Linked DNA regions of Mus musculus: regions 2 and 3 are each linked to region 1. A link is a loop called in an ENCODE intact Hi-C map of the cell type or tissue named here. Cell type or tissue: heart. All regions are shown on one strand.

The links. A loop is a pair of places that touch in the nucleus more often than their neighbours do. Peaks named below come from ENCODE experiments on the same cell type or tissue, not always from the same donor. Only the 100,000 strongest peaks of a DNase experiment are listed, where the experiment ranks them.
Region 2: it touches region 1 in a loop (7-fold over the local background); 4 of 42 quality-filtered maps call a loop at or near these places.
Region 3: a loop joins it to region 1, with 13 times the contacts of the local background. A loop is called at or near these places in 4 of 42 quality-filtered maps.

The regions. Positions count from the first base shown.
Region 1 is chr1:93,633,123-93,641,122 of GRCm38, forward strand. Stk25 (serine/threonine kinase 25 (yeast)) reads right to left here and starts at 2,605. Exons shown (of 12, transcript NM_021537.3): 1 at 2,425-2,605; 2 at 2,176-2,261. The coding sequence starts at 2,205. In heart, a CTCF peak has its summit at 3,292; DNase peaks (open chromatin) are centred at 1,499 and 2,679; H3K4me3 peaks cover 2,980 bases; H3K27ac peaks cover 2,471 bases.
Region 2 is chr1:93,475,083-93,483,082 of GRCm38, forward strand. It overlaps Septin2 (septin 2), which reads left to right and starts at 3,911. Exons shown (of 13, transcript NM_010891.2): 1 at 3,911-3,986. It also overlaps a transcript of Hdlbp not described here. In heart, a CTCF peak has its summit at 3,454; DNase peaks (open chromatin) are centred at 3,349 and 3,919; H3K4me3 peaks cover 3,825 bases; H3K27ac peaks cover 3,081 bases.
Region 3 is chr1:93,339,607-93,347,606 of GRCm38, forward strand. Pask (PAS domain containing serine/threonine kinase) reads right to left here and starts at 3,182. Exons shown (of 18, transcript NM_080850.2): 1 at 2,920-3,182. Ppp1r7 (protein phosphatase 1, regulatory subunit 7) reads left to right here and starts at 4,022. Exons shown (of 10, transcript NM_023200.3): 1 at 4,022-4,105; 2 at 6,550-6,681. The coding sequence starts at 4,054. Mir6902 (microRNA 6902) reads left to right here and starts at 6,486; the gene lies at 6,486-6,549. In heart, a CTCF peak has its summit at 4,121; DNase peaks (open chromatin) are centred at 3,255 and 3,995; H3K4me3 peaks cover 3,303 bases; H3K27ac peaks cover 1,816 bases.

The sequences.
Region 1 (8,000 bases):
TGTTATTGTTCTGTTTTGTTTTTCTGCCTGTTTCTGCTCCAGCAGGCCCCAAAACACTTTTTCAAACCCTTCTTTCTCTAACCACTTGGCCTCTACTGTCTCCTCAGATGCTACAGCTCCACCATGTGTAGTTTTGAGACACCTTGAAAACCATCTCAAAGATCTCCAGAAGGTCTAGTTGAGGACTCAAGGCAATACAGTCTTATCACTGGTTCAGTCCAGTGCTTGTAGCCTAAGAAAGCCTGTTAGAGAGAAGTCAAGCCATCGGCTAACTACATGACCCAGGACCACTATCCTTCCAGTTCTCAGTAGCCCTTTTCCTACTACTCAGGCTCAGACACCACATCCTCCCACACTGCTCAGCCATACTGAGAATTCTTAATTGCTCTCTTCTGGGGGAACCTAGAATCAGAACTTGTCCACTACAGTAGCCGAAGAAGGATACTTCAGGCCAGGTATTCACTCACACTGCCTCAGAGGAAAAGAAAATAACAGATCCCAAAGCCAGAGTTCTAGACTTTGTGCAAGGAAGGTGGGAACCCTAGTCTTCAAAGTCTACGTTTTTTGGGTACCTATAGCTGTGAACCAGTCAGCCTAAGAAACAGTATGATAGGAGCCTTTCTGGCATGGTCTCTGTATTTACACCTTTGAAGCAGCCCTAGTCCCAAACCCAGCCAATCACAGACAGCTAGCATGCTGATCTGGGTGGCTCAGATTTCTCTTCTGGACAGAATGTGTTATGAACCATCACTCAAGCCATCTAACTTACTCTGAACAACTGAGACCCATTCGCTCTCCATTCCATCCTAGGGATATTATACTTACAGCCTCTGGCCTTTCTGCCAACATGCCTGCTGTGTATCACCTCTCCAAAACAAGAGGAACAACTCAGCACACATCCTCCCTCATCTACCACACACAGTCACACAGTGCTTGCCCAGAACCATCTGGTCCTTCCAGAGATGGGCAGGAACAGGCCGGGTAAAAGGTAATCTAAGGCAGAAGCACAGGCTACAGGGGGAAAGTACAAGCCTTATCACACAAAAGGAGCAATTTCATAGGACTCTATGGCAGCCATCTTGGGAGAAAGCAGCCCTACAAAGGTTTTGTGTCACTTTCAGAAGCCAAGTATGTCTAGGCTGGACACAGGCCCCTAAAAAGACAAAAAGGGTGTTTTCTCTTTGAGAAAGGTCCCCTAGCCATCATTACTGTACTCCTTCGCAATTCATAGCTCCAATTTGTCATCCTGGGACCTTCATAAGCTAAGCTTAAGTCTCTTAAAAATAAACTAGAGGCAGATTTTTTTTCTCTCTCTCTTAGTATGTTATATAATTAGAGGCGAAATGTCAAAATGTATTAAAAATGTGTTAGCTTAATTCAGCATCAGTTAGCAAGCTCGGGATCCCATCTGTGACAGCTGGGCCAAAAGCCCTCCCCAACAGCTGTGAGTAGTCTTCCAGGCTGGTTTGGTTTCCTCCAAGGAGCCCTGCCTCCAATTCCTGCCCACAAGCAGCGGACGGACATGCTTCCTGTCTACACAACCAGTTCTCAAGGATGCAGGGAGAAGGGGGGTCAGGGTGGGGTGGGGTGAGCGGCTGCACTGTCCTCAGGAACTGATTCCTTCACTGTGCAACTGTCAAGCCTAAGCCTATCTAAACCAAGCCCTTAAAACGCAAATCCCACAGCTAAAGCCAGAGGAAAATCAGCCGCCAAGGCAGCTCATTCCACTTCACTAGCTGTCTGTCATATTGCTCTGAAATAACAACACCACAAATAAAATAAAGGCGAGAAAGGGGGTCCAGAGAGCAAACCACCGAACCCTCTGACCCTACGCAGCCCTCATCTCCTGTGCGGTCCCGTGTCGGGGTTCCATCCCGTTAGCCAAGGAAGGTGGAGTCCATCTTCTGGGAAGGTGCTCCGAGCCTGGGTCAAGCAGGTTGTGCCCAGGGCAGGTTCCTGCACCTGCCCCCAGCAGCTCCCGAGCAGAAGCGCTCGCCCCGCAGACGTTCCCTGGGGCTCACGTCTTCCGCAGGCGCTGGCTCGGCACAGGCCAGAGTTCCAACGGCCCCAAGACGCGCCCCGAGGCAGACGGCCTCCGCCCCTCTCCCGCCTCAAGTGGACAAATCCGCTCCACAGCGAACCACGGACTCGGGGCACGCCGACGCCCACACTCACCTGGTGCGCGAAGCCCCGGAGGTGAGCCATGTCCCCGCTGACGTGACCAGTCCGTCGCAGCCGCTCCGCCCGCTCGCCTCAAGCACCTGCGAGAAACCGCAGGCCGCTCGGTCAACAGTGGCCAGGGGGACCCGTTCCGTGGCGTCCCTCCACCCGCGACCTCCGGTCCCGCGCCCAGGGCCCCCGACCCGCCCTCAGGGCGTGCCCGGCCTCCCCAACATTCAGGCGAGGCCCGCTGGCAGCGCCCACCTCCGGGCGGCTCCATCTCGGACTCCGGGCCCGCTTCGCAGTCCCCACGGCGGCTCACACCGCAATTCGGTCTCCCGGAACGCCCAGGCCTCCCAGCCCGTGAGGTGGAGGCAGCGGCTCTGAGCAGGGCGTCGTGGCGAGCGCGAAGCTCTGTGGGACTAGGAGTCCCGCAGCCCGCCCCGTACCCCGGGCACGCAAAATTGAGACTACAAGTCCCAGCAGGCTGCGCGGTAGGATGAGGTGTTACGCAAGTGCTCCGGGGCCCTGATGGCGACAGACTACAAGTCCCAGGAGAACTTGCGGTGGGCGGTCAGTGGAGAGGCACAAATGCGCCACAGATTGGATCCGAACCTTGAGATATGCCCGAGCTGGGCTGCCCCTCCTGTCAGGCCGCGCGGTGACGGGTGCAGCGCGTGCGCAGTTGCCTTGACGTTTTCTAGGCTTTTTTTTCTCTTTTTTTTTCAGCCCTCCTCTCATTTTCCCAGTTCTGTTTGCCAAGCTTCTGAGACCCATACTGTGTGCCTGGAGTGCGAACCCACATTACCCTCATATCCTGGTGCTCCAGCTTTAACCGCAGTGTGACCTTCTTGTCTGCGCTTAGCAACACACACACACAAGGAGTACGCCCACGCGCGCCCTTAGAAAAGTCGCCCATTGTTGGACAAGTGCTTCTCTCCTGCCTCAGTTTCCCTATCTGAAAAGGTTTAATCGTAGGTCCCCAGGACATGACCTGGCGCTGGGAAGAGTTGTGTGGTCCAGCGGGGATTTCCAAAGGTTGGAAGATGCCTTTCATCCTGTGAATTCAGTATGAGTGACTAGTCAGCAATGTCCACTTCTATGCAGTCTCCTAGTGTTCCACGGGAGGGAGATTTGGCTCCATACTGTGTCCATTCCTATGACGGCTCAGTGCAAACCACCATAATGTCCCTACTCCCCAACTCATAAAGGCTTGTTGTTTCTGTTCTCTGGTGGATTTTCTTCCTGGGCACCATCCTGGAACCTTAAACCTTGCATGCAAGACCTTGCATCAGATTCTTTAACCGCCAAATTTTACTACATGTTGATTAGGTTTTCTTTGCTGTGTTTTTCCCCAGAAGAAAATAGACTTCCAGCAAACAGCCCTGCCCTGGATCCTGAAGCACCTTGGTTTCCTCCCCTCCCCCGCCCCAAGGCATCAACAATAGGGGCAAATATTTTTATTGCCCCTGAAAAAGATCATCTGTAGGATGGCCTTCAGCCTACCTATCCCTCCTATAGAAAAGTCTGAAATTAGGCAAGGCCAACTCTATTAAGACTTATTTATGTACATATATGTGTATGTTAAATGTGAACAGGAACCTACTGAGATCTGAAAAGGCCTGGATCTGGAGTTGCAGAGGGTCATATGCTGAATGGCATGGGTGCTAGAACTAAATTCTGGTCCTCTGGAAGAGCAACAAGAATTCTTAATGATTGAGGAATCTCTGTAGGCCTTTATTTTTGATTTTTAAGACAGGACCTCATTCTGTAGCCTAGGCTGGCTTAAAACTCTCTATGTGGCCCTTTTTGGCCTCAAATTCACAGCAGTTCTGCCTCTGCCTCTGCCTCTGCCTCTGCCTCTGCCTCTGCCTCTGCCTCTGCCTCTGCCTCTGCCTCTGCCTCTGCCTCTGCCTCTGCCTCTGCCTCTGCCTCTGCCTCTGCCTCTGCCTCTGCCTCTGCCTCTGCCTCCCAAATGCTGGGGTTATCCATATGAACCATCAGACTTCATGTGAAAAGCCCTACTCATGAGATTAAACTTCGTATTGGTTTATTGCTTTGTTCTTGGGTCAAATAGATATTGAAGAGTTGTTGGCTGTTTAGGAAGACTTCCATGTAGTTTATCTATAAAACACTTCCCAAGGGTCTGGAGAGATTTTCTTTTCAGCTGTTAAGAGCACTGGAGACTTTTGCATAGGAACCAGGCTTGGTTCCCAGCACCCACATGGTGGCTCTCAACTATTGGTCACTCCAATTTCAGGGGATCCGAGTCCTCTTCTGGCCTCTGTGGGCATCAGGTACACAAGTGGTACACAAACATCTGTGGATGTGAATGACTATACATATAAAATAATAAATTCATTGTGTCTTAGTGAGGGTTCATATTGCTGTGATGATATGACCAAAGCCACATGGAGAGGAAAGGGTTTATTTGGCTTATAATCTACAACACTGCTCCTCACCAAAGGAAGTCAGGACAGGAACTCAAACAAGGCAGGAACCTGGAGGCAGGATCTGATGCTAAGACAATGGAGAGGTACTGCTTACTGGCTTGTTTTTCATGGCTTGTGCAGCCTGCTTTCTCATAGAAACTGGGGCCACCAGTCCAGGGATGGCACCATCCACAATGGTCATTGTCATTGTCATGATTATTGGAATATCTCCTGTCTCAGTGATGTATAAAGATTGTTTCCCATCACCTGGAATTGGTTTCTGTGGTGATTTGTATATGCTTGGCCCAGGGAGTGGTACTATTAGAAGGTGTGGCCCTGTTAGAGTAGGTGTGTCACTGTGGGAGTGGGCCTAGGACCCTCACCCTAGCTACCTAGAAGCCAGTATTCAGCTAGCAGACTTCAGATGAAGATGTAGAACTCTCAGTTTCTCCTGCACCACGCCTGCCTGGATGCTGCCATGTTCCTGCCTTGATGATAATGGACTGAACCTCTGAACCTGTAAGGCAACCCCAATTAAATGTTGTTCTTATAAGAGTTGCCTTGGTCATGGTGTCTGTTCACAGCAGTAAAACCCTAAAACGGTTTCTAAAGAGCTGATTCAGCCAATAACTGCTCAGAGGAGAAAGAGAAGGGGGAACTTCCGATCCCAGTCACGGGGTCTGAAAGAGACCAGAGAGAGAAGGAAAGAGAGGGGAGAAAAGATATTAAGTTTGAATGTGGTAAAATAAAGTCTCCAGAGAAAGGAGAGAGTTAGAAATTAGAAAATAAAATATTTTCCATAATAAAAAAATAGAAAAAAATTTAGAAGAGGACATTTGGACCCCATGTAATTTTGCTAGGAGTATCAGCATACTGATAACTATGTCTAAAAATGATTATAATTTTTTTATATCCTCTTTAAGAAAAATTAAAAGAAGGAAGACTTAGCTAAAGAAAGAACTCAAAGAGGGGATGCTGGATGATGGGAGACAGACCAGAGCTCAGAGGAGAAAGTCCCTGTCAATCAACTGAAGAAAGTTCATAGGAGCTCAGAGAGGCTGGAACAGCGAGCACGGAACACATACGGGTCTGCAGCAGGGCCTGTGTGTGTATTATAGCTTTCAGCTTGGTATTTTTATGAGACTCCTAAGTGTATGAAAAAGTGGGTTTCTGGTTCTTGTGCCTTTACTTTTTTTTGTTTGTTTGTTTTTTGTTTTTTGTCTTTTATTTTTCGAGACAGGGTTTCTCTGTATAGCCCTGGCTGTCCTGGAATTCACTCTAGACCAGGCTGGCCTTGAACTCAGAAATCCACCTGCCTCTGCCTCCGGAGTGCTGGGATTAAAGGCGTGCACCACCACTTCCCGGTCTTTTGTGCCTTTTCTTGGAGTTCCTTTCCTTCCCTTGATTTGCCTTGTCCAACTCCAATGTGATGGTTTTTGTTTTATCTTATTATATTTTATTTTGTTTGAAAATCTATTTTCTTTTTTTTTTTTTAGAATTTTTTATTTGCTTATTTTATGTATATGAGTACACTGTAGCTGTCTTCAGACACACACCAGAAGAGGGCATCGGATCCCATTACAGATGGTTGTGAGCCACCATTTGGTTGCTGGGAATTGAACTCAGGGCCTCTGGAAGAGCAGTCGGTGCTCTAAACCACTGAGCCATCTCTCCAGCCCTCAAAATCTATTTTCGATAAAAAGAAAAAAATAAAAACAAAAAAGCACTCATTGCAAAAGACCCATGTTCCGTTCGTTCCCAGGACTCTCATGGAGGCTTACCACCTCCTCAGACATAGGCACATATGTAGTGCACAGACATTCATGCAGGCAAAACACTCATACAATAAAATAATAAAAATAAATCTAAAACTAATTTTTAAAATTCAGTCCCTAATCTCTTTTAAAATCCAATGTCTCTTTTAAAATCAACAGTCTCTGGGCTGGTGAGATGGCTCAGTGGGTAAGAGCACCCGACTGCTCTTCCGAAGGTCCAAAGTTCAAATCCCAGCATCCACATGGTGGCTCACAAACCATCTGTAATGAGATCTGATGACCTCTTCTGGTGCATCTGAAGACAGCTACAGTGTACTTACATATAATAAATAAATAAATCTTAAAAAAAATAAAATCAACAGTCTCTCAACTGTGGGCTTCTATAAAATAAGAAATGAGTTAGATCCTTATTTCAAGAGGGAAGAGTCACAATCAGATCAAACCAACCTCCAACAACAAAGAGTTCACACAATGCCCAATATCTAGAATTCACTCAAATTCTTAGCACTTCCAAGGGGCCTGAGCCACTTCTCTGGCTTCACCCTCTACAGCACACAGAGCTTGTCTCCTAGGCTTCAGCTACATAGCATTGGTGTTCTTGGTTAGTATCATCCTATATGATACTAACATCTCTAAAATGCTGGGGTCTTCTGCTGCAACTGGGCTGCATTTTCACCAATAGTGTTGCCTTGGCTTTCACAGAGTCAAGTCTCAATTCCTCTCTGTGGCCCCTTTGTGCCTTCAAAACTAGTACCATGCGGGAGAATCTTACTGTGATGGTTTGTATATTCTTGGACCAGGGAGTGGCACCATTTGGAGGTGTGGCCTTGTTGGAGTAGGTATGTCACTGTGGGTGTGGCATAAGATCCTCATCCTAATTGCCTGGAAGTCAGTCTTCCACTAGCAGCCTTTGGATGAATACAGAACTCTCAGCTCCTCCTGTGCCATGCCTGCCTGGGTGCTGCCATGCTCCCACCTTGATGATAATGGGCTGAACCTCTGAACCTGTAAGCCAGCCCCAAGTAAATATTGTTTTTTATAAGACTTGCCTTGGTCATGGTGTCTGTTCACAGCAGTAAAACCATAACTAGACACTTACATATGACCACCTTGGTTGCCAGCACTAGATACAACCTTGGCCACCTCTGAACATGGGCTGCATGTGCTGACTCTGAGAAAACACTTCCCAAAAGTTTTTGCCTCGATGATGCCAGTCCCTTCTTAATCACCATTAACTTCTCAGCAGCTCCAGCTAACCAGCATCAATTGTCCCAGCAAAGCAAGCAAAGGTTTTACTTTCAGTAGTTCTGGTCTCTTGTTAGTCACAGCTGGTTCTTCAGCTATTGCTGCCCAGAACCACAGATTCTCAACTCAAAATAGCAAACAGCCCCTATAGAATCATGAAGGGACTCTCAGATATCCCTCTGAAACTTCACAAACCAGGCCTCCATCATCTGTACAGATCTCAGTATTCTTCACTTTCAAGCTTCCACAGAACAACTCACCAAGATTTGAATACTCAATGGCTCATCTCACCTAAAGTTCCAGAGTCTTTCCACAATCCTTCCTAAGCAACATGGTCAGGTCTGTCACAGCAATACCCCACTATCCTGGTAACAATTTCTATCCTAGT
Region 2 (8,000 bases), 160 kb before region 1:
AGAGTGATTTTCTTGGTGTGTGTGTCAGTGACTCTTGAGCACTAAGATTACAGAAGTGTCTCACCATGTCTTATTCGTATTTTATTTTCTACTTAATTACTGGTACATATAAGAAATCTAAAGCTGGGTATAGTGGCACATGACTTTAGTCCCAGCACTCAGGAAATAGAAGCAGGCCAACCTAGTTTACACTGAGATTTCCAAGACAGCCAAGGGTACACAGAGACACTGTCTCAAAAAAAAAAAAAAAAAAAGAAAAAAGAAAAAAAGTACAAAACATAAATCTAAATTTGTAGATATTTACTTAAAATCTTGTTACCAACAGCTTTGACTAATTTCTCAATTAAGTAATTACATAACATGTAAAGAATAACCATTTTGCCTCTACCTATGCTTAAATATGAGATTGTTTTGTTTGCCAAAGCATTATTTATAACTTTTTTTAAAGACCATCTTATCAAAACTCAACATGTAGCTGAGAGTAACAAAGCTTGAACCTTTGATCCTCCTGCTCCAACTGCCCAAGTGCTGGAATTACAGCTTTTTATCCTGTGCTTACACATACATTTATACAAATGTACCCTGGGTGGAATGACTATGTGGAGATGACCTAAGTCAGCAAAGGCACCCATAGATCAGTGACACCAAAAGACAGAGATTTAGAAGGCCGATAATCACTGTTTGTCAGCCCACTTGGAGTTTCTCAATACAATAGAAATGGTTCCAAACATTTGCTAAATTTGCTATCTGTAAGCTGATCAGTGTGAGCCACAGAAAGGAGATCCAACTGCAGTCTATTATGAATCATGCAACAGGCTATCACTAAAAAGCACAAGAGCCATGAAGAAAGAGAGAGATATAGGAACCAAGCCAACAGAGACCAGACCATGCCAGTGCCATAGCACCTTCGCTGTCTCAAAGAACCTGGGACAAGAACTAAGTGTGGCCACGACTCATCAAGAGTGTTGCATCTCTTTCTGTTCATCAGAGCTAACAGAGCTTCTAGAATCAAGTTAAGTATTAGGAGGCATAGTTATACTCTGTAGCCCAGGCTGGCCTTGAATCTCTACATCTACCTGATTAGCCTCCCAAGTGTTGGAATTATAGACACATACCTTCTACCATTTCTGGTGTGTAGCTGTTTCTTTTCAAAGGTTGCTTTTTATTTTATGTGAGATTTGTCTAAATACATATATTGGCAATGAAGAATCTATCTTACAAAGTATCATAGGTCATCTCAATGGTCATAATCCTGTCCAACCTGTCAGACTGAGAAGGTACTGAATATACACCATTAAGACATCTTCATACAATCTCAGCTAAGCCCTCTACCATTCAAGAAGTTAACCATATGTTTGTCCAATTCTCAACCTTTTGCTGTATGCCATTGGCTATAATATTATACCTTCCCTTCCCTACTCTTTCTGTTTACAACACTCCTTCCTGCCAACTCTACCTGGAAATACTCTGTAATCATTCTTTAAACTCCAGTTTCAGGACCATTATATTTTTGGGGGAGGAGCGGGGAGACAGGGTATCCTGTAGGTCAAGCAGACCTTGAACTCACTATGTAGAAGAGCTGACACTGACCTCCTGATCTTTCAATACACAGTGCTGATTACTCCACAATACAAAGCGCTGGATTACTGATTTACAATCACATTCTTTATGAAGGATTTTCAACAAGTAATCATAGTCTACTTCCTATCTCTTTTACATATTTCCACTATGGGCTTTGCAGTAAGTAATCATAGTCTATTTTCTATTTCTTTTATATACTCTCATTATGGTACAAATTAGCCTGCAAAATAAGCTTTCTTTCGCAAGTGTTATCTTCTACAGGAAATCATAAAGAGCTAGAAAAAAGGGAAAAATGATGTTTTTCTATCTCTGCACCCCCAGAATCCCTAACATGTGTGGCACTCGGCTCTTTAATGTTAAAGAAATGAGGTTATTAGGCTGATATTAGACATTTAGAAGGTCAAAATAAAACTAAAAGAAATGTACTTGAAAGCCTATTTGGCCACTGAGAAGTGGGCCTGCCCACAAGAGAGAGAGGAAAAAAATAAGGATCTGCTTGTGTGTGTCCCTGTCTATTCTGACCTGTCTGCCTCTTTCGGGTATTCTCAAGATGAAGTAAGTGTCTAAGCAGTGCAGGCCTCTAACCAACGCTACCAACAAAGCTTGGGTGCCATTGGAAATTACTTAACTGGTTTTCAAAAATACTATTTCTGAGACTGGAAAAGATATGCTCCATTATCTCTAAGTTTAAAGATGTCATAATAGGTTAAGAGTTGTTTTGAATCCATAAGTAGTAATTCACTTAAAAACAAAACAAAAGCCCAAAGCCCCTTTTAGAGCTACATTAAATGACTGCTTTTAAGTATCCCCATAGCTAACATAATTAACAAATTTAGCCTATGGGTACTTTAAATCTTCAAAACGTAAGCTTAAGCAATAGGTTTCACCCAGTGTTTTCCTATTCACACCCGATTCCATAATAGAAATTTAGCTTGTAGCTACTACTAGCTTCAAACAAAATTTTGTGACTGGTTTAACTGGGCTTCAGAAAGTTACTAAGAAAGTGGCTCTTTAAATGGACACCAACAAATATGTGAAGTCATTGTTTGAGAGCTTAAGGTGACTAGCAAAACCCAAAGCTGAAGGGCGAGCCAAGTTGTAAGTGAAGATTATAACCCTCCAATTTTCCCCATGCTTTATCCTTGTCTGTAAAGATAATAAAACCCAAGACAGTCTCCTTTGGTTCAGTTATATCGTATGCAAACACATGCCCAGTCGACCCTCCAATCTTCTAATTCAGACAGGATATGCAGTGTAGCCTCGAGCACTGGGATACTTTACTCAAAGTAATAACGCACAAAAAAACCACTCCCTCACAACAAGGCATGTGTCAGAACAGTTCGGAATACCGACACTGTGCATATCACCCACTAGGGTTGCGCGATTGCTGTTTCTTCTCTGGGGAGGTACTCTAGGGTGTTTTCCTATAGAAAGGCCTTGGTGAAAGGCCTAAGGTAGGAGTTTACGATCGCTGACCAGCCAGGGGACCTCCTGCGATTGAAGGGAAGGACAACCCGAGCCAGGCCGCAGCCCAGTACTGCACCTTCCCAGCCAGCTTCAAGCCGGTCGCAGAGAGCAGGGCATGCCGCAGATCTCTCCGCCCGCCCCAGTCTGAAAGAGGGTAGGGGGCCGTGCCGGCTCCGCCCTCCCCCGCGGGGCATGGGCTCACGACCACACAGGAAGGCCACGTCCCCAGGGACAGGCACCACTCTATGGTGTGCATGGGGGGGGGGAGACCCACGTGACCAGCACGTAGCCAATCCCGGGACGACAGCCCGCCATAGAGACGGCCGCAGAGGCGGCTAGAGATGCCCGCCGGCAAGTCACAAGCGCCCGCCTATCCCGGCTCGGTGTTCCTAGCTCGGTGCTGCCGCCATCTTCCAGGAGGAAAGGATAGAGGCAAAGGGCTCCCTCCCCTTCACTGCTCCGCACTCACGCTGCCACCTGCCCGCCCCCGGTCGTCTCTCGCTCTCAATGGACACCTTATTCCTCCTTAGTAAATATCCTTCCCACAACTCTAGTTTCCCATAAAGCGGAGAATCTCGTTACCTGCTCCTCTTTTATTAGCGTGAGGAATCCAAGCTCATAAGGTAGGAACTGTGGCGAAACAGGAACAAGACGCCATCTTGGTAAAGGAGAAGAGGCTACGCTTGACCTCCCCCCGCCCCCAGCCTCTATATGGCCAACCGCCGTGGGAGGGGCACAGCGCCTGCGCAGAGGCGGACGGCAGGATCGCGTCCACGCTTGCGCTCTGCATGCAACCGCGGAGGAGGGGACTACTCGGGGCCCAGGAAGGAGTTGGCAAGGGGCGGGACGGCGCGATGACGCCATCTGTTCGCGCGCGCTCTACTGGGCGGGGCAGGTCCGTGCTCTCGCCTGACGAGCGTTCTCCGGCGTGTGAGCGGGTAAGTGTGTGGCAATGTGTACCCACTGTCGCGCGGGCTCGAGTTGAGCTGGCTGTCCTGAGAAAGGGCTAGAGTTCTGCCCTCGCCCGGGCCGCCTAGGCGGTGATAACGGGTACGGAAGTGAGCGCGTGGGGGAGGGGCGGCCGCACCCTTAGTCCGGGGCTCCAGCGATGGATGCCTGGCTGGCGTCGTCCCTTCGAGGACAACTGGACGGGCGGCCCCCATCTGGGTGATCCTGCTGGCCAGGTCCAGGGCATTGGGGCGGGCGTGGCTGGGCCCAGTGAAGTTATGGCGCACAGTCCAAATACTATGTGGTGGAGAGTCGGGCGTTAGGTTCACATCTACGAAGCACTTGCGGGGCCATCTTCCCACGTAACGGTGCCATTTCGTCCTAGGGATGAAAAGGACTAGTCACCCTGGGATGTTAATGAAGTTCCCCAATTTAAGGCAGTGACAGGAGCGTTATGGAGTGGTTTGTCTGCTGTGGCCTTCCCCGAGGTAGTGCGACGCTAGACAAAGGGCTGCAGCCCTGTAAGTGACACGGGAAAGGGAGCATGGAGTGGAGGCCTTTGACTGAGAAGCCATGAAGTCTAACTCTGAAGCGGACCGCAGGCCCAGACCACGCCTGGCCCTTTTGTATCTTCCGGCCTCATTTGTTAGTGGCGCCTTGCCTTGTCCTGTACTACGTTTCCAGACTTTCAACACATAGAACTTCTAGTTCAGACCGTTGTGGTCTCTATGGCTGGTTTTAACCCAGTTTACTCCTCGTGTCTGGAGCGCAGTTAATCTCGAACATTCTCTGTCTAATGTTTATCTGTTGTGTAGTTCCTGTTCGCTGCTTGTTATTAGTTAGGACTCTCACTGGATTCGATATCCTTTAGACGGTTTAAGTGTTTCTCTGGCGTCAAATATTGGGGTCCCTACTGTCTATCAAGGGATTTAAGTTTTAGGTTTTCAACCGGGCGTGGTGGCGCACGCCTTTAATCCCAGCACTTGGGAGGCAGAGGCAGATGGATTTCTGAGTTCGAGGCCAGACTGGTCTACAAAGTGAGTTCCAGGACAGCCAGGGCTATACAGAGAAACCCTGTCTAGAAAAAAAACTTAGGTTTTTTGTTTTTTTTTTTTTTTCCTTAGTAGTGAAAATTGTTTTAGTATCTTAGATACATTTTTAAAATCCGTCTTGTTAACATAAGGAAAAACAGGAGTTTTGAAGAGGTCATAAAGGCTGTTTCTTCATGATGCTTCTAATTTGAGACTCCTTATTTTCAATGGCTTTTCTGGTAGTTGCCATTCAGGAATTCTTTGCAATACCCAGCATTCAAACTGTCAGTGTGTGCTGCTATATCTAATTTTGGGGATGATTTTTTTAGTTTTAAAAGTTGTCCTGATCCTTTTTTATCATTTTTCCACCTAGTGTCCCCCCCCCCCCCCCCTTTACAGAGCACCAGAGGTCAGTAAAGAACAAGAGCTTCTCCTTCTGGGTTTGCTGGGTAGCCTAGGGAAAGGAGGTGGGGCCTCCCTCTATTATCAATCGTGAATGTAATTAAGCTCCCTTTGTTTGTGGCTTGCTGCTCCAAGCTCCATTAAGAGTGTTGTCTTGCATAATGTGCTTGTACAGTCTTCAAATCTAAGAAATCTAAATGGCAAGAGAGTCTAGGCTCTTTGGATAAAAGCTCTTCAGGATCCTACACTGAGGAGTCTTTGGGGATTAGGGGTAATGTATACAAATGTAAAAATTTGTGTACATGAATGATGGGTCCTTTGAGTATTCCATTATTATAAATGCCACTTGCAAAAATGGGTCTTGTTCACCTAGTCATCTTTTGACTCATAATTGGGTGATAGTGTTACTCTCTGATATAAAGAAGCCGTGGGTCAAGTGTAAGGAACTTAATAACTTCTGACATCTGAAATATGCAATGTGAAAGAATAAAATTCTAGTTTGACTATATATCTTTGATATGGGGGATCTAACTGATCTTCGATCTGTACCTAGCAGTATGTTAATGGACAAGGTTTTCTCACTAAAAACCAAGTGCTTTAGAAATTCAGTATTCATCTTTCAGTTAACATTTGACATTACTAGGGATGTGTAGTTAGTTCACTTGGTCAAGTGCTTGCCCTGAATGCAAGATTTCTGGTTCCTTATTACATGTCCCGCCCCACCCCCCAAACAACAAAAACTAAAACCCCTTTTTGTTATGTTTAATACATTGTTAGAAAATCATTGAGACTAGAATACAAGTTATGTTTGGGTATAGGGTAACATTCATAGCCTAGCAATCTCTGTATTGAAGAATCATTGTATGTATTCTCCAATCTGTGCTTGTGTTGTGCATCAGGATGCTTATTATTTATTTATTTATTATTTTATTTATATGAGTACACTGTTTTCATACACACCAGAAGAGGGCATCGGATCCCATTACAGATGGTTGTGAGCCACCATGTGGTTGCTGGGAATTGAACTCAAGAATCTCTGGAAGAACAGTCAGTGCTCTTAACAGCTCAGCCATCTCTCCAACCCTCAGTACTTATTGAAAGAAAGGAAACTGATATTGGAAACTACTCTTCTTTCGTCTGAACTGACCTAGGACCTCAAAATGGCTGTGGACTTGGGTCAGTAAGCTAAGGAGATACAGAGATGTAGAAAGATACCCATGACATTTCCTGTACATGGTGGCTAGAAATAAATGACATAATAGTAGTGAAGGCAAGTCTCCACATTTTTACTCTCAAGTGTTTATCTTCCCATTATTTTATACAATACCTAAAGAAAGGAGACATACCATAGGGATTCCAGTTTAGAATCGAATTAATTATACCAATTTGGGAGAAACAAAATGACTTGATAATTTTAGGGCTTGTTTTTTTTTAATTCTGTATCTGTTCATAGCCAAGTATAGTGTTGTATCCCTGTAATCTCAGCATTTGAGAGACTGAAATAAGGTAGCCAGTTTAAGTTGAGTTTTTATTATAAAGACTCTTAAAACCAAACAAGACAAAAAACCTAAAATGTGTTCCTGTGCATTTTAGTGTTTTGAGACATGGTTTCTTTGTTGCCTATACTAGTCCAGAACTCATAATAATCCAAGTTGGCTCACATTTGTAATCCTTGTACCTCAGCCTCCAGTGCTGTGTTACCACACCCGGTTTGCTTTTTATTTTATTCTTACTATTTCCCCCTATTTCCATTCCTAAATGGGATAGGAAAAACTTTGAATACTGGCATTCAACTCATATGTAGTACACTTATCTAGCATACATGAAATCAGGAGCTTACTCTTCTAAGTATCAGACACAGACAGTACACACAATCACAATTCAGAAAGAAACTTTCAGTTTTGAGACATGGTCTCCCTGTGTAGTCCAAGTGGCCTCCAGTTTGCAATCCTCCTGTCTTTTGAGTGTTAAGATTACAATGGTGCCCCACAACAGCCAGCTAGAAAGAAACTTTTGACTTGCTATCTATCTTTTGTAGCACCTTACCAAATAAATCATTATATTCTAAAGTTTTTTTTTTTTTTTGCTCTAGCCCAGTTTGGAACATCTCTCCTAATGATCTTATGACAATCTATCAGATAGAGATAGAAGGCTTATATTCCTCTTAGCCTCTTTTACTGTTGGGCTTTTTTTTTTAAGATTTATTTATTGTATGTCTATGAGTGCACTATCTGCATGTAAACCTGCCACCTGCATTCCAGAAGAGGGTATCAGATCACATTGTAGATGGTTGTGAGCTTAACCGTTGAGCCATGTTTCCAGCCCCAGGCTTTCTTTTTTAGATCTGGTTTCTTTATAAAGTGGCTTTGACTGTCCTGGAATTCACTATGTACACTAGGCTGGCCTCAAACTCAACAGAGCTCCCAAGTGCTAGGATCAAAGATGTAAACCAGCAAGCATGGCTACTGTTGTGTGTATGTTTTTTTGTTTTTTGTTTAATTCAAGTATTGTGTGTTTTTGTATATTCAGCCCTGTCAGCATGGTAGTTTTGTTTCATGATTTTTTTTTTTT
Region 3 (8,000 bases), 290 kb before region 1:
AACAGGACACAGACAATTTCAGAAGCAGACCAAGAAATATAAACCTGACATACATGGGAAATCCATAAGGTCCCCCAGCACTGACTGAATAACATGGCCTTCAATGTCTTGTACATGAAGATAACAGTAACTCACACCCCGCAGCACTCCTGCAGAATTTCAAGAGCCAAGTTAGCCGGGCAGTGGTGGCTCACACCTTTAATCCCAGCACTTGGTAGGAAGAGGCAGGCAGATTTCTGAGTTTGAGGCCAGCCTAGTCTACAGAGTGAGTTCCAGGACAGCCAAGGTTACACAGAGAAACCCTGTCTCGGGGGGAAGAAAGGGGGGGGGATGAGCAGATTCAAAGCAAGACTAAATGCTTATTATCTATGATCTGTAGTTTTAAATAGCTAAATAATTTGGAGGAAATTGCATCCTATGTTCTCCTATATACAAAGATTATTTCTGGGTGAATTTAAAAACAGAAATGAAAAGAAACTGCCAGGGCCAGCAAGATGGTTCAGCAGGTAGATGTGCTTGCCATGGAAGCCTGATAACCTAAGCTTAATCCCCCGGAAACTATGTAAAGATAGAAAGGGAAGCCAACTCCAGAAAGTTTTCTCTGACATCCCTTTGTGCACCTACTTACAACAGTGTACACACAGACATACAGACAGACACACTCACACAAACCGTAGACGCACAGAATAACCACAAAATTCAAATATAAGTAAGTGTATTTTGGTCCTGCAAATAAGAAAAAGCCACAGCTAGGACCACGGTCTGGGCAATCCATGTGCTTTGTAACAACCAGTGCTCACCAGGAATGTCATTCTGTATAGCTCCGAGACATGTGAAGGAGGAGAACTTCCAAAAGGTAAAAGCGACATGAACTTAAATCAGAGGTGAGCTATCCTACAACCCCAAAACAGTCAGGGACTCTAGAAGAGCCACTGTGACCCCAACTCTATAAAACCATTATGTTCTAGTAATCTCAGAAGCAAAGAACGTGAAATACAGGTTCAAAGTTATTAAATACACTCTCTTCAAACCAACTGAAAAGAAAAGCCACCTTCCAGAGAGGCTACACTGCAGGGACCAGTCTACAGAAATCCACACACATAAATACTAAGATGCACAAGGATCATTCCAGGCCAGCACGGTTCAAAACAGTAAAGGCTAGGAAACTAGACAGGTAGAAAGCCAGGGAGGCAAGAAGAAGAGAGAAGGAAGGAAAGAGGGAAAACAGTCCAAAAGAAAAAACAATTTAAATACTCATCAAGAAGAAAGCTCTGATACAATCATCAGTAAGAACAAAGGAATTGTGTACAAGAACCAATCCTAGCAGTATAGAGTAAAAACCTTCAAAATACAAAAGGTTATCTGCAGCAAGATTCCTTTTATATATATATATATATATATATATATATATATATATATATATATTAAATTAATATATATATATATAAAATCTAAATACACTGCTTAAAAAATACAATATACAGGATAAGAGTCCAACAAGACTGAAGACCCATACTTCAGGCAGACAATTCCCTGGAGTCTGGTAGAGCACTAAACTTAAGAGGCAAAATGACACAGTCTCTTACTTCCTAAGTTAGTTAATGGGTTTAAATGTGTTTGTTTTAATATGTGTATGTGTGTGTGTAAGCACATGCATGTGCCTGTGTATGTATGGGCACTGTGTGCATGCAGGAGCCTGAAGAACTCAGAAGAGGCCACCAGATGCCCTGAAACGGAAGTTACAGACACCACCATGTAGGTGCTAGGAACAGAACCCAGGTCTTCTATAAAACTGCAACAGCTTTTAACTGCTGAGCCATCTTACAACCTCATTTTATTTTCATTATAATGCATGACTTTTTCATGCATTTTTATTACATTGTGGGAGTGTGTGTGTGAGAGAGAGAGAGAAAGAGAAAGAGAGAAAGCACAACCATGGATGACAGAAAACAACTTTCAGGAGTCACTTCTCTCTTTCTACCCATGTGGGTCCAAAATTGTCAGACCTTGGCAGCAAGTGCCTTTACCCACTGAGCCATAATGCTGGGCCCAAACTGTAGGGCTTTGTTTCCTTTTGGGGTTTGTTTTGTTTTTTGTTTTGTTTTGTTTTTGAGGCAAGGTCTCCAGAGTCGTTGGAAGTGCTGGGAAGAGAGGAAGACACCATCAGCCTGACAATTGGTATTTTTGTGTGAAGGTGGGTATTAAACCCAGAGCTAGTCACCTATTGGGCAAACCTTCCACCACTGACTGATAAAGTATGACTATTTGCCTTCACTATTCTGCATATTACATACACAGGCACATGCACTCAGTATGTGATCCTAAAAAGCAACAACTCATTATGAAATAAGAGATGAGTAGCGACAGTGTTCAAGGCTATATGTGACACCACCAGACTCAAACAAAATAAAGATGAGTAGGTGTTAGATAGCAGTTTTCAAGTAGAGTGTTTTAATGTGAAAGATGTACAGGCATCTTCTCTAGGTATCTAAATGCACTAATTACTGTTACAGCAAACAATGATACGATCATACCGTGGTTTTTCTACTTTTAAAACCAACCTATTGACAAAGTTAGGACATGTAATTATGGCTTCTAAATACACTGCCAAAGTCACAAAACCTTACTGTTTTTTTAGACCTTGTATGACCTCAGAATATATTGATATGAGATCTTAATTTATATAAAAAATACCATTCTTCAAACTAAATTGTTAATGCTACAAATTTTTATCTTAAAAGTAATTACAGGAACTGGGCGGCTCCCTTTGTTAAAAGTTTTTTTCTATGCAAGCATGAGGACTTGCGTTTAAATCTTTAACCACATAAAAAGCCAGACGTGGCTACACATAACTGTAATCCCGAAATTAGGGGGTGAAGATAAGTGACTCCCCAGAGCTCACTGGCCCGCTAGTCTAACCTTAAAGCAAAGCTTCCAGTTCAATCAGAGGCTTTCGGGCGCTGGCGGCTCTTGAGCGCGGGTCAAACGGCCAGAACCCGCCACCACTCTGGGGCCGGGGCTGGGCGGAGGGAGTGCGGGCGCGCGAGGAAAGGGCCAGAGCCACTCCACGACAATGCGTAACTAACACTCGCCGCCACCCGGAGGTTTTTCGAAGGCTGGTGTCTCACCCCAGGCTGGCGCAAGTCTCAGTCGGATTCACAACGTGAAGATCCGCGCGCTTCTGGCCCACCGACCAATCGCAGAACGACTTAGGCAGCATAACAAGGGACCAAGAACCAACCAGACACCCTGATGGGCGGACCTCAGTGAAAGCAAGCAGCTGAGCGCGCGCAAACAGTTGCTAGGGACGCACCGGACACCCACTACAGAGCCTCGGAGGAGCCAAAAGACCCGATTTCTTCGCGCCTTTCCCCCCCCTCCACGCCCCACTCCAAGTGACTGCAGTTTACTCTTACGGGAGAACCGAGGACGGTGAGCGACGTGCAGCCCTTCTTACGACGGCCACCTTTCCAAGGCGAGGACAGTGAGAAGCGGACGACACAGTGGCTCGCCGTGGGCTGGAGGCCGCAAACGTGAGCCCCAGGACCGGACCGCGGCCCCTCCCGCCTTCTCCAAGCATCCCCTAAAGGTGGCCTGTGGCACCAGTGTATCAGCACGCAGGCGCAGAATAAACTGGTTTCCCTCGCCTACCGGCTCACCGTGAAGTGAGGCTCCCGAAGTCGGGGGTGCAAGTCTAGTCGGCTTCACCTGTGGCCTGTAGAACTCTCCTGTCCGCAGTACCTCTACGCCTCCGAAGTTGGCATAGTGACTTGAGCGAATCCGCAAGCTTGAAGTGTCTCCCATGCTGCCTAAAGACTTTCCGGGATGTCTGCTTTCTTCGTGCTCGCCTAGACTCTACTCATTCATCAAACCCCTAACCCAGGTGGAGCCGGAGCCTGTGGGAACTACAATCCCCATGAAACACTGCGCCCGCGCAAGCATTGTCAGCTCGCGCTTCTATACTTTGTTCCATTGGCTGGCCTATTGGACCTGGAATCCTGATTGGCCCATGGCCTAAGGCGACAGATTCCGGAAAGGGAAAGAGCAGCCAATATGGCGGCAGAGCGCGGCGCGGGGCAGCAACAGTCGCAGGAGATGATGGAGGGTGAGCGGCCCCTGTGGGTGACCGGGGAGCGGCGAGCTTCGGGCTGGGCGGTCACGGCCTCTTGCGGGATCGGAATTCGGCCTCCAGCCTCCGGCCACAGCCACAGAGCTCTGACAGCTGCCAATATGGCTGGACAGCCAGGGAGGCTCGGAGCCCGGGAGTCCCGTCCCGAGGGCGGTAGCGGCCAGAAAGACAAGACCCTGGGGAAAAACGTGGCGCGAGCCCGCCCAGGGAGATTGGCAAGGAAGCCGTGGCTATAGGAACCTAGTCTTAAAGCTCCGAAGTTGACAGGCGAGGGGGCAGGGAACCGTCCTCCGTCAGCTCACTGGGAAACTGAGGCTTCAGGCGTGGGGAATCTACGAAGTCCAGTTTGTTCACGCGGCATGAATGGAAAAGTCTGCTTTGAAGCGAATGGGTTGTGGCAGAGAGATGGATAAAAAGGAGCTCCGGAAATTGAGTTTACAAGGCGTTGTCTTGTTTTCTAGGCATGCAGTCTAGTCTATATTCAACTTTCTTCCTTTTTTTCCTTGTGTTGGATTATGTCATATACATATGTAACATACATATATGTTACACGTGTGCATGCTTTTGTATACAGTTGTGTAGATACATGGTCATTACATGCGTGCATATATGTGTGTTAGTGTATACGAACAGACTTGTACATATGTACATGTACTTAACCCTACCCATTGTAGCATTAGGCAAATCTTAAATGTCTTTGAAAGACTCCACTATTTTGGTGAGGATTATTCACTTTTGGAAGGTCACTCACTTTTCTGGGAGGAGTACTAGGGAAGAAGGTTGCAGAGCAAGGGGCAGAGATGTGGAAGAAAAGACCAGTGAGTTTGAGAGCAGTGGGGCTGCCCTGAGATGGGCCCTGAAAACTCACTAGATGTCATCCAGACTGGGGTCCAGTGGGGAGGACCAGTATCATTCTGGAGAAAGGAAAACCAGTCAGAAGCAAAGGAGTATGGAAAGGTGACCTAAATTAGCAGTCATGCAATGGGGGTTGAGAAGAGCCAACAAGGAACGCTCTTAGAGAGACTTGAAGGAGTCGTGCTAGAGGTCTTTTGTTTCTAACCTTTGAATCTTTCTTAAGGAGGAAATGTTTCTTCCTAGCCCCCTCTTTCCTCCTCCAATACACCTCTCCCCTCCTTCCTCACTAAAGGGCAAATACACAAGCCAAGCTGTTTCTCTCGTCCACCCCCACACATGTCATTACCAGCTGACACTTAGGTTTCTATGGCCTATGTCTTTTTGGAGTTTTTTTTTTTTTTTTTTTTTTTTTTTTTTTTTTTGTGGCGTTTTTGTGTGGCTTGGTTTGGGTTGGGTTGGATTTGTCGTTGTAATGCCTTTCTTTTGTCTTTTAAGACAGGTTCTTGCCATTTCCGTGGCTGGCCTGTGTAGACCAGGCTGAGCATGTTTTGCCACCTTCTCTATCACTGCTAATGCCTTAACTCAAACCTTCCTCGTCTTGATAGATTTCATTGCCTTTTGCTAGCCTATTCTACCTAGAGCCTTGTAGTCACATTCTTGCACAGTGTCGCAGGCTCTGGAACCTCTCTACTGCCCTGAGGATAGAGGCACAGGGGGAGATACAGAGACTGTAACACAGAACCTAGTTTTCCTAACTCTAGATCACAGACTGTAAAGTGCCTCTTGGTAACTCATACATTCTTCTCCGTGTCATACACATGAGCTACTCTTGTGTCCTTTCTTATTTGGTCCTGACAGGAGAAGGTACTCTACTAACTCTGGTCTACAGAGGGGAATATTGAGGTTTAGAAAGGAAGATCATTTGCCAGAGCCATGTTTCATTGTTGCTTTGTTCATAACTCAAAATCTGTTTTATTTACTCCAAAAAACTTTGCATGATTAACTCTATCCTGTGGTTATTTAACACCAGCAGTTTACCTGGGGCTTCTGCCATTTTTTGAGACATTCTTGTTTTCATTCACTCTGCCCACAGTCTCATCTTAGCTAGTCTTGATTTCTTTTGGAATGTGGGCCTGAAAATTTAACCATTTATCTTGGCCAAATGGATAGTGAGACATCAATGAAGGTATGTGGCAGAAGGGTCACAGTGAGATGTGAGAAGGGTCATCACATCAGATGTGAGAGCCTCTTGGAAGGTACTTCTGTATCTGGTGTCATTAGTGTTTCCCATTGTAGATGATCCAGATTTCAGTTGACACTTGTCAACTCTTTACAAGTTCTCAGAGGGGAAGGATGGCATGTTAATTGTCTCCATGTGGCCTCCCAGTTACTGTCTCTGTATCTTAAATACTATTGGATGTAGAAGACATTCAAATGTTCATAAACTGAATTCAGCTTTAGAAAAAGAGTCTTGCTGACTTACACCTGTTGTTAATCTCCTCTGTGTTCCTCACATTGTCACATGAAGTAGATGTGAATTGTCACCATGTGATGTGTGGGTTCAGTTGACAGGCGGGTTGAATCTGAAGAATCAGGTGATGAGGAAGGGAAGAAGCATGGTGGCGGCGGCATCGTGGCAAACCTCAGCGAGCAGAGCCTGAAGGATGGAGTAGATCGGGGTGCAGAAGACCCAGAAGGTACTAGGTTTAGTTAACCTTGAACTCACCCAATGGGGCAAGTGTGTTGTTGAAGACTGCTGCTTCTTTGCACATAATGTCTCCTCACGACAGTGGTTGTGTTCCTCAAAGGGCCTCCATAGATTGGGCAAGTGGTTATGCTGGCAGAGGGCAGCCTGTTCTCTGTGTGTTGCCTTAGCAAATGACTGAATTATGTTTATGAGTACAGTGGGTCCATTTCTGCTAAAGGGACAGTTCCACTACTGATGATATTGACACTAATGTGTCACCTAGAACGGAGACAGAAAATGACTTTCTAACCCTTTCCTCAGCAAAATTTGAAGAGAGCGTGATGTAGTCCTCTGCTTCTGTGTCCTGCCACAGTGACAAGGAGTCATTTCTAATCCAACCTCAATGTTTCTTCTTTGAGACAGGGTCTCACTTTGTAGCCCCAGTTAGTCTTGAAGCCATTATATAGACCAGGCAGGCCTTGAACTCAGAGATCTGCCTGCCTCTGCCTCCTGAATGAAGGATTAAGGGTGTGTGCCACCATGCCCACATCTACCTCAACATTTATACAGGCCTGAGAATCCCCCTGTCACAAGCACAGATGTAGAGTAGTCACTCCATTTGGAACTGAACAGCTTCCTATGGTTTTATACCCTCCTTAGTAATGGCCCGTGCTTATATATTTGCTAAGAAAATTAATTTCCATGGAAAAGAATAGAGAAAACATATGAACACAGAAAATTGTTTCAGCTGAATTGTTAGGTTCCTGTATTATGCATCTTAAAATATGGTATTTAATTTTAGAACGAGTATTTAGTTTTACCTGCTTAAAAAGAAAACACATTAGCATTGCTGAGGATCTTTTTTAACAACAGGCTTGAAAGGAAACTCTGCCTGTTACATTTTCCAGATCTGTATGGATTTATCAGGTATCCATAATTATGCGTTACCTTTATAAAAATAAATTTCAAAAACCATAGCTACTTTTTAAAATAGCATTATGCACTGTGTGCCAGGAAAAATGATTGGTAACTATGGTAACCAAATTTTAAGGCAAAAGAAGATTACCACAAAAGTACCTACCACAATTAGTTTAGAACTTCAGAGCTGATGTCTGGAGGTGATGTGGGCGGATAAAGCAAATGGGTTCTGTCACCATTTGACAGTCACGGAAGGGCTGAGATCTGTGCCACTGAAATATTAGGCAACACTAGAAGACTTGGAAGTTAGAATAGTATAGTCCTGGGCTTTGTTTCCTGGCTAGTAACGTTACTGCGATGTGTGATAGATGAGGAGAGTAAACACCCCATGCCAGCCAGAGAGCCCTATTG